2 separate regions of the Homo sapiens genome follow, and region 2 is linked to region 1. A link is a loop called in an ENCODE intact Hi-C map of the cell type or tissue named here. Cell type or tissue: mesothelial cell of epicardium. All regions are shown on one strand. Each heading gives the region's core, and the rest is flanking DNA. Links, peaks and the distances in the headings are about the cores only.

Region 1 (4,400 bases), core at 281-4,280:
AGCAGGCCTTTCAAGACCTTTCTGGTCTCATCTCTGACTCATCTCCATATCTATTCCAGTCTGCATTGCCCTAAACTTCTCATTTCTTTTTATCTCTGAATCTGCTGTTTCCTCTATGTGCCTGTCTGTCCCATCCCACCCCTGCAAAATCTGCATGCTCTTTCCTCCTTTAGGGCCCCTCCCATTTCCACCTCTGGCAGTAGGGCTTTCTCTGGTCTTCCTTCCCGGGCACCATTCCACCCCCCTTTTAGGACACTTGTTCCATTGCAAGGGAATTCACAGTTAATCGATAATTGTGAGTTCCCTGAGGGCTGGGATTTTATCATATCATTTTTTTTTATTCTTAGCACCTAATCCAAGTTCTGAGCATCTAAGTGGGGAAGAGAGTAAAACCAGAGAAGAAAGAATAAAGAGAGAAAGGGAGGGAAGAAAAAAGGAAAGGAAGGAACAAAGAAAAGGAGGGAGTAAGAGATGGGGAGAAAGCCACTTTGATACACTTATTAGAATAAACGTTTTTGGCCAGCTAACCAACTACTGAAAAATTGGTACAGGAAAACATACAAAGAAAGGAACACGTCCTTAGCCTACATTTGGAAGTTTGTATGTGAGGCCTGAAAAGGATCTAAAAAGATATAGTACAGTCCTTTCTAAAATAACTGAGTCATGTGTTGAGATTGGTTTTGAAACCATTAGTGTCTAAAAGTAAAGAAAATAATGAATGCCAGAAAGGGGGGGTCGGGGAAGGTTTTCTCCAAAATACACCCTAGAGATTGAAAAGGGAGAAGGGAGAGGATAAAGGTTGACTAGACATGAGTGAAGCCAAAAAAATCACCTTCCCCTTTCAAAAGGGAATGGAGAGAGGAAGGGGGGATAGTACACGAATGGGAAAAAATCAACTCCTCTGATTAAATGTTACATATTTTTGACTCACTCAAATTTCAGGATGCCAGGGGGAGGGGCAGAAGGGTGTGTTTTTACTAATGATTAATCTTTTTCTCCTTCTGTTTCTCAACCTGGTGACATTGTTGAAGCTGGGGGAGGGGAGCATGGAATTAAAGTAGCAAAAAGTAGGTTCTCTCTAATTCTATTAGACATTTTTCTTAATGAGAATTTCCCTTAATTGTTTACTTTTATGTACCTACAGAGATCCCTACTCGGGAGGGGTTTTTTAAATGACCTGGCACGTAAAAATTATTTGTCTACTTACTGTGAAGAGTCATCAAATAAAGTTACAGAACAACATTATTATCCTGAAAGCAATTTGTAATAGATAAGATATTTTAAGTTTTGTCTGGCTAAAAAAAAAACCAGTAATGCTTCTGAGATAGATGATTACTTGTTCAAATGTCTGAGAAGAGGAAGATATGAATGTCATATTCTAAAGGAATCCACTCTTCCTATATGATGGCCAAAAACAAAAAAAAAGCCTAAAGACACAGCAGAAATAAATAATTCTCAGTGATTTACTTACAGAGCCTGAAGTGTATGGTTCTGAACAAGATATTTCCCAGAGCTGCAGCAGTAAGCTTGACACAGCACCAGACCTGTTTCAAGCTCCCCAGCTCCTTTCCACAGACATTTACTTCTGTTTTCCATGCTGTATTTCCTGCTCCAACATCAGTAACTTTTTCCTCTAACCCATGTCTATTCTATCAAGCTAAACTTCTGAGGTCTCAGTTTCAGTGACACAGGCAAGACTGACTCAGTGCCATTCAATCACCAGCCAATCTGAACACTAATCTGTACTGTATTACTGCCACACTGCCTGTCCCAGATAGAAAATTTATCCTTCACATTTGCTCATTCATTCATTCAACATGTATGGAATGAGAAACTGCTAGATGCCTGGCATGGTGCCAAGCCCGAGGTGCAACAGTTAGTGAGACTAAGTCCCTGCTGCTCTTCACTGTGACCCCATTATGACAATACTGGGTAGCAAATGATATGAAAAAGGAAAATAGAAAGTGAGGAAGCAGAAAGGAAGGAGCAACCAACACTAACTCCTTTATCCAAGGGGAACATGTGTTTGCCTTCAAAGGAGAGTAACTATACTTAAATCCAGAAATGACCAAAACATTTCTTATGTGCCATTGGGTAAACACTGATATGTCTTAAGACCTGAATCTGTAAAATCATCTTTTATAGACAAAACTAAAGGTAACTTAAAAGAAATTATCTAGATATCTAGATAGCTATTTGGGGGGGAAAGTGAGGAGGCAATTGTCCAGAGAAAAGGGTACAAGTATATAAATTATTGAGAAACTTGCTGAGAGCATCTGTTGGCAGGAACGCAAGTTCACATTTGTGACTGAGAATTAACAATCCAACTTCACCACGAAGACTGCCAGCGCAAATTCACGGAGACTCCTTCTAACCTACGGTGATATAAGACTTCATGATGTTCAAGGCACTTTTTTTCTCATTATTTCCATGCACCAAAGGGTTAATCACAGAATAGTAAATTGAGGCACTGAGAGAAAATATTAAAATCCCAACTTGACTGGGAAAATTGAGGGTCAGAGAGCCATGCTGGTAAACAGCACACCCAGGATGAGTTCTCCAGTTTCCTAATTCCTGACCAGAGCTCTTCTACCAACATGTTGCCTCTGACACTTCACTGTATGAAGAAACAAAGCAGAGAGATTAAAATCTAAATACAAAAAACAAGGGCTTCCAGTTAGATAAATCAGATAAATGTAGTTGAATCACATAAATATGATGCAAATAAGTTCGATTTCTAATGCTTCCAATACCCCACTAAATATCTAGAATAGGTTCTTTGCTATGCAAGATCTCAGGTTCAGAAAGAATAAACTTTAAAAAATGACAGTGGGAGCAGAGCATCTTCTTTGAAGGTTTCAGATTTTGGAGGTCAGTACTTTCTACTGAAGTCTGAAGGAGGCTCAAGGGATTGTGGACAGGAAAAATCAGTCTTGTGAAATCTACTCAATACTTAAAGTATTTATCTTGTAAATCTACTTATCCCCTCTGTTTTAATCTATTTTGGCTGCTAAAGCAAAATACCTTTGACTGAGTAATTTATAAACAACAGAAATGTATTTCTTACAGTTCAAGAGACTGGGAAGTGCAAGATCAAGGTGCCAGCAGATGCCAGGTCTGGTGAGGACCCATCCCTCATAGATGGTGCCTTTTGTGTCTTCAGATGGCAGAAAAAACAAGGCAGCTTTCTTTAACCTCTTTTATAAGGGCATTAATCCCATCCATGATTGTGGATTCCTCATGACCTAATCACCCCCTAAATTAACCACCTCCTAATACCACCACAATGGAGATTGGCTTTTAATATGAATTTTGTCAGTCAATAACAGCCTCCAAATACCTGGGAAGGTTTTTACCAGGTTAGCAGTAGAAAAATATGGGTGGAGGCTAGGATTCAGTTTGGACCTACAACTGAATGAGAAGGGATGCCTCCCCAGCTGGAAGTATCTGGTGGTGATGATGATGATGATAAAGTGAGTCCCATTATCCCAGAAGTTAATCACATGTGGTGCTGAACCAAAAGGCTTGGAGACTGACCCAATGGAAGGACTCTGTCCCCTGTATTTGTGGTATATCAGTTTGGCTTTTGTAATAGACAGACCTGAAATAGTGGTGTCTTGAACAAAATAGAAGTGTATTTCTCTCTCAAGTGCAGTCCCAGAAGTCATGCAAGTACAGCAGTTCTGTAGTGCCAGGATCCTGGACTCCTTCTAGCTTTTTGCTCAATCACAGCTGCCTCAGCTCCAGTTCTCCTAACACATTCCAGTCAGCAGGGACAAGAAGAGAACAGAAAGGCACATCCTCTCCCTTTGAGAACACAATCTAGAAGTTGCACACAGCAACCTTGCTAATATCTTATTGGCTAGAATTCCATCATATGTATACACCAATTGCACAAGAGGCCCAGCTAAAAATTCTGCTTCCATAGAAACAGGAGAGAGGAGATACCAGGGAACAACTGGCTGTTTCTGCCACAGACCCAACTCTAAAAAGTCATTTGTGACAAGCCTTCCTCTTGTCTCCTCAATTCAACTCCAACTATTAATACTTTCTAGCACTTTGTATAATTTCAGGGCTCCTGTTCTACCTGAACTGCATCCTCATTTTTGAGGGACTAAGTCACTGGCCACTCTAAAGAGGGCAAGCCACAAGCTCAGAAATTGCTTAAAAGACTGTTCCAAAGTGATTCACCTCATGAATATATTACTGACATTTTGTAGCAAGCACTTGCCCTAATATTAAGTATAAGAACTCATTTGTTACTAAAAGAAACATTACCATTCAATAGGGAAATACTGGTTCATGGAAACATATGATCTCTGCTCTCTAAATAATTGTGTACTTTTTGGCATGGTAAGAATATTGTATCAATTTAATCCTTTAGATACAAAAAATGATGA
Region 2 (4,400 bases), core at 212-4,211, 940 kb before region 1:
AACCATAAAAGAAAAAACAATCTGAAATCCCAAATCTTCCAATGCAGTTCCCCCAATACGATTTAATTTAGTCTGCACAACTTCGAGGCTTACATTTGTGTTGGATTATTGCCAGGCAAGTGTGGGAGAAGTTTTCTGCTTGCCAGATAAAGGGTACTTTATCCCTGTTCTCATTGGTCTGACATCGAGGGAGGGAGGATTTGTAAACACTACATGGGCTCCAAAGGGGAAAGTCAAGACGGAAGGAAGCTGGTGAACTACAGGAATCCTTAGTAACATGAATCATCCTCTTCTCTCGAACTCTGTGTTTTATCAGGTGGAGACTAATGATGAGGTGGATCATCAGTCTCTGTAATCCTTTTTCATCCTTGAACTGCCCCCCGCCTGCCCTACTTAGGGTATGCTATTTAAAGAACAGAAATGGAAACATATTCTATACCCTGAAACAGGGCATATGTCCATTTCCTTGAAGATAATGGATAGAACCGAGTGAAGGAGTGATGGATTCACAAGGTTATGGGTTCTGTGTATAAATAAAATGTTTGGAAATGAGACTGCACATCGACAGAAAGAGATTACAGTTTTCTACCCAAATAAGTGAGAAAACTATCCAGAAGAAGTTTAAAATTCTAAGTACCAGGAAGTACTTAGAATTTTACAGGGATTTAGTATAGAAGTTCTCATGAGTAAGGTCATCAAAATATAGACAAAGAGGTTGGAGAATACCTGCAAAGGGCCCAAGTTGAAGAAGGAGATTCTGTAACTCCCACAGCAGCAGTCAGATATAAATGGCTTCTTTCTGCTCTTTTCCTCTATTATCCTTTTCTCCTCGCTGTTCTCTTTTTCCTGATAGGAGAGAGTAAGAAGAGGCTGGAAAGATATTTGCTGATTTGGGTGAATTATGTGGAAGAGACTAGGAACATCAAAATTGGGTGAGATTGCCAGCTACCTAATAAATCTGCATTCAAGCCAGAGGGCCAACAACCTGCAGAACCCACAGGAGAGAAAGCGGACTAGTTCCAGTCAGCCTAGATCATACTGTGAAACACAGTTCCTCCTTAGCCTTGAATACTTTCTTTTCTGAACCCTTCTTCTATACCCTGTGTCCTCACTTCTAACTCTTCATGCACCCAGACACTTTCTGATTTAAGTGATGGGACACCATCCACTAGCTCTCTGACCTTGGATATGTTATTAATTTCTCTGTACCTCTGTTTTGTTATTTGTAAATTGTGAATAATAATTGTATGTAAGTAATAGAGTTATGCAAATTAAATAAATCTAAATAATGCCTTTGCATTATTTACTAATATAAATACTAAATGCTCCCAAAATATTAACTGTTAATTATTATTACTATTATCATTAGTATTTATTCTTGGTACATTTTATCTATATGAAATTCAAAACATTCATATTACTGTGTATCAAGCATAATGTTAGGTTTCAGGGATTTTGAGAATAGAGGGGTGACCAAGACACAAACTCTAACTTCACCGATCTCTTAGTATAATATAGAGAAGTTGTCATAGAATGTAATAATTGCTTTAAAAGATATAATCAAAAGACGCTGGGGAGTAAAGAGCAGAAACTCCTAATTAGGTCTCATTCATTCCATGTCAATCTTGTTACCTATTCAATTTCTTCTGGAGCTAATCTTCAAGATTTCCCCCTTTTTCCGTTTCTCTTCTAGTACCTTTAAATAGATCTCTCTTTTGTTAAAATTCCCTTTTTGTTATCCCCGTAATCCTCCTTGCCTCCCCATACACATATATTGCAAACTGATTTCATACTTCAAGTCCCCATTCAGAGGTTTTCTCCTCACTGATCAACCACAGTTGATCATTTCCATATTTGCACCACAATAAGTCTGCTACTATTCTATCTCACAAATTAAACTGCAGTCACTTGCTTACCTTGTTGTGTCTCCCTACTATACAGAAACCTCCTTGAGGATGGAACTTACGCTTTATTTATTCATACATACTTAGAACATAGCACAAAGCCTGTTACACAGTAGGCTTTTAATAATGGTTCAAAGTGAACTAAAAGTCAAAATTTCTTTCTTGAAATGCTTCATAAGTGACTTTTCTTATCCCTTTGCCCTATACTCAGAACTCTTATTTATTAATAATATCTCATATTATTAATTACTCCTAAGGTAAGACAACTAATAGGGTTACTCTTTCTGGAGAATATAGATTCCCAAATCATTCCTGAAAATGTACTCAGAGAGCAGGAACTCATATGCCATTGTATCCGATGAGAAAATATCAATCCACTTAAAACCCTAAAACATTCAAATCCTTATATAACAGTCTTTTGTAAATTTCTGAATAATACATAGCATTTTAAAAGACCAACTACCAAAATTATGCAACACTTTATAAACTCATTAGTGGGTATGTTTTTGTGTAATATGCAGTGATACTATACAGTATTGGATATGAATTGTTTTACCACTACATTATAATAAAACAGTAATATTATTTAAATAAATAATTTAATCACCACCATCCAATCCCCTTTTCATTTCCATCTTTTTTTTTAAGAAGGGCATTTATGGCTTTCTTAAGTTCACCTTGTTTTCAGCTGTAGTGAGTCCTTTATTTGTGCTGTGCCTTCATCCCCTTGGCTAGTGAGAATATCTGCTGCTGATAGTCACAACCGTGCACCTCACTAGGAGTTTCCAGAGGTCATAGGGACTGCCTCTCACAAGGTTATGCCTCCCTTCCATGACTCAGCCTGTGGACCAATCACTGGCTGATGTGGGGCTAAAGAAACTGAGATGGGGATAAAAAAACTGAGACAACTTGCTTCAATTAGAGATGATAATAAAGGCGCAGCCTGGCTCCAGGGGCTGCAGGATTAGTTGAAACCTCAGTTGTAACCACATGCAGGTCAAGCTCCTCCTTTGCCCAACATTGCCTTCCTCAATTTCTTCCAGGTATATCTTCTGAGAGTATTCAGCCAGAAACCTTTCTATGCAATTCTCTGTCTCAGGCTCTGTATCTAAGAAACCCAATCAAGAACTTTTGGTACCAGGAATGGTTCTAGGAAGAAGAACCTAAGATAGCATTTTTGAGGTGGATTACTTATTGACTTATTGGCATTAAGAATTTCAACACTGGTGGTAGGCAGAGGATGGCTAGCCCCTGAAATTGTTAGAATTTGTCTTGGTGGCGAACTGAGGTGGGGTACTGAGGAAGATACTGCACTAGCAGGATGCAGTATGTTTGATGATGCTTGAGAGGCATGAGAAAAATGAGAGAAAACTATTATTAGGAATACAGAATTGTGAAGCTGTTACAGAGCACTGAGAGAGATAATGATAAGCTTGGGCTGATGAATTACCAATTTGTGAAAGCCTGAGGGCCTCTTTGGAAGCATTGAAGGAAACTTTCATGTCATAGCTGAGGGCAGACAGAAGTAAGAGTCAGGCTCAGGATTTAATCCTAAGAGTAATGCAGCTTCAGAGAAAGTTGAATTCTTACTGCCAGCATACCTCTTATGCCAAAATCAGGGAAAGAATGGAATCCTGAGACTGTGAATGGGGAATTCTGGGTAGATGCAGTTGAGAAACAAACTCCCCGATTCCTCTAAACCTCCTGGGCCTGCAGATGTGGCCGTCTATTGGAAGAGTGCTCCCTTGTTAGAAGACTGCTTGCTTGAAGACCAGAGAAGTCATCTTGTGTGAGGTAGGTAGCTTATAAGACGATACATGCCCCTTTCAGCATCTAGCACCTCCATTCTGGCCAACCAATGCAACAGCAAACATCAAATCCCAGCATAGCCCAACTGAAGATTGCTGGGCTTCCTAAGGCAGGAGTGGGACTAGTGCCAAAGGAGCTGCAATGTGTGGCTAACATACTGGCTAGAATCTAAGGAGTATGCAAGAGACGTGATCCTAAGGGCACTGGATCAAGTGGACAGAGATTGAGTAAGGAGAGTTATTACCAAGTTGAATAAGGAAGAATTTTTCAATATGGAAACACTTTCCTGTGATACAGAATTTAAAACACTGACGTCAATCCCAAATATGGTGTTAGCAAAGAGCTAAGATGGTTATTGAAGACTAAGAGGGAAAAAACAGGACAAAGTCTTGTAATAAATGAAGAAATAATGCTGGCACTGCATTAGAAGATAGTAGAGAATAGGATCAATAGGCTCATAGAAGTGGGCATGGTATCTACTTCAGAGAAGTAGTACCATATAGTTCCATATAAGACTGGAAAACCTAGTATCTGGATATATTGTCCAAAAGGGCCCAGAAGACTTTTTAAAATGTAAGTAATAAATGAACTGGTGACAGAGGTATCAGTATCATTGAAATCTTAGTGTGACTCTCTTTCGTAGGCCATGGCTGATAATAGGAGATGCTGTTGCAGAACTGGATTCCT

What was found. Hi-C counts contacts between places; a loop is a spot of excess contacts. Peaks named below come from ENCODE experiments on the same cell type or tissue, not always from the same donor. Only the 100,000 strongest peaks of a DNase experiment are listed, where the experiment ranks them.
Region 2: it touches region 1 in a loop (21-fold over the local background); 1 of 110 quality-filtered maps calls a loop at or near these places.

Annotation. Positions count from the first base shown.
Region 1 is chr4:110,676,174-110,680,573 of GRCh38, reverse strand. No RefSeq gene overlaps it. Among named protein-coding and RNA genes, the nearest start is that of PITX2, 55 kb to the right of the region's middle. In mesothelial cell of epicardium, for the core only: no CTCF peak of the experiment used is centred there; a DNase peak (open chromatin) is centred at 1,840.
Region 2 is chr4:111,614,951-111,619,350 of GRCh38, reverse strand. No RefSeq gene overlaps it. Among named protein-coding and RNA genes, the nearest start is that of LINC02945, 500 kb to the left of the region's middle. In mesothelial cell of epicardium, for the core only: no CTCF peak of the experiment used is centred there; no DNase peak of the experiment used is centred there.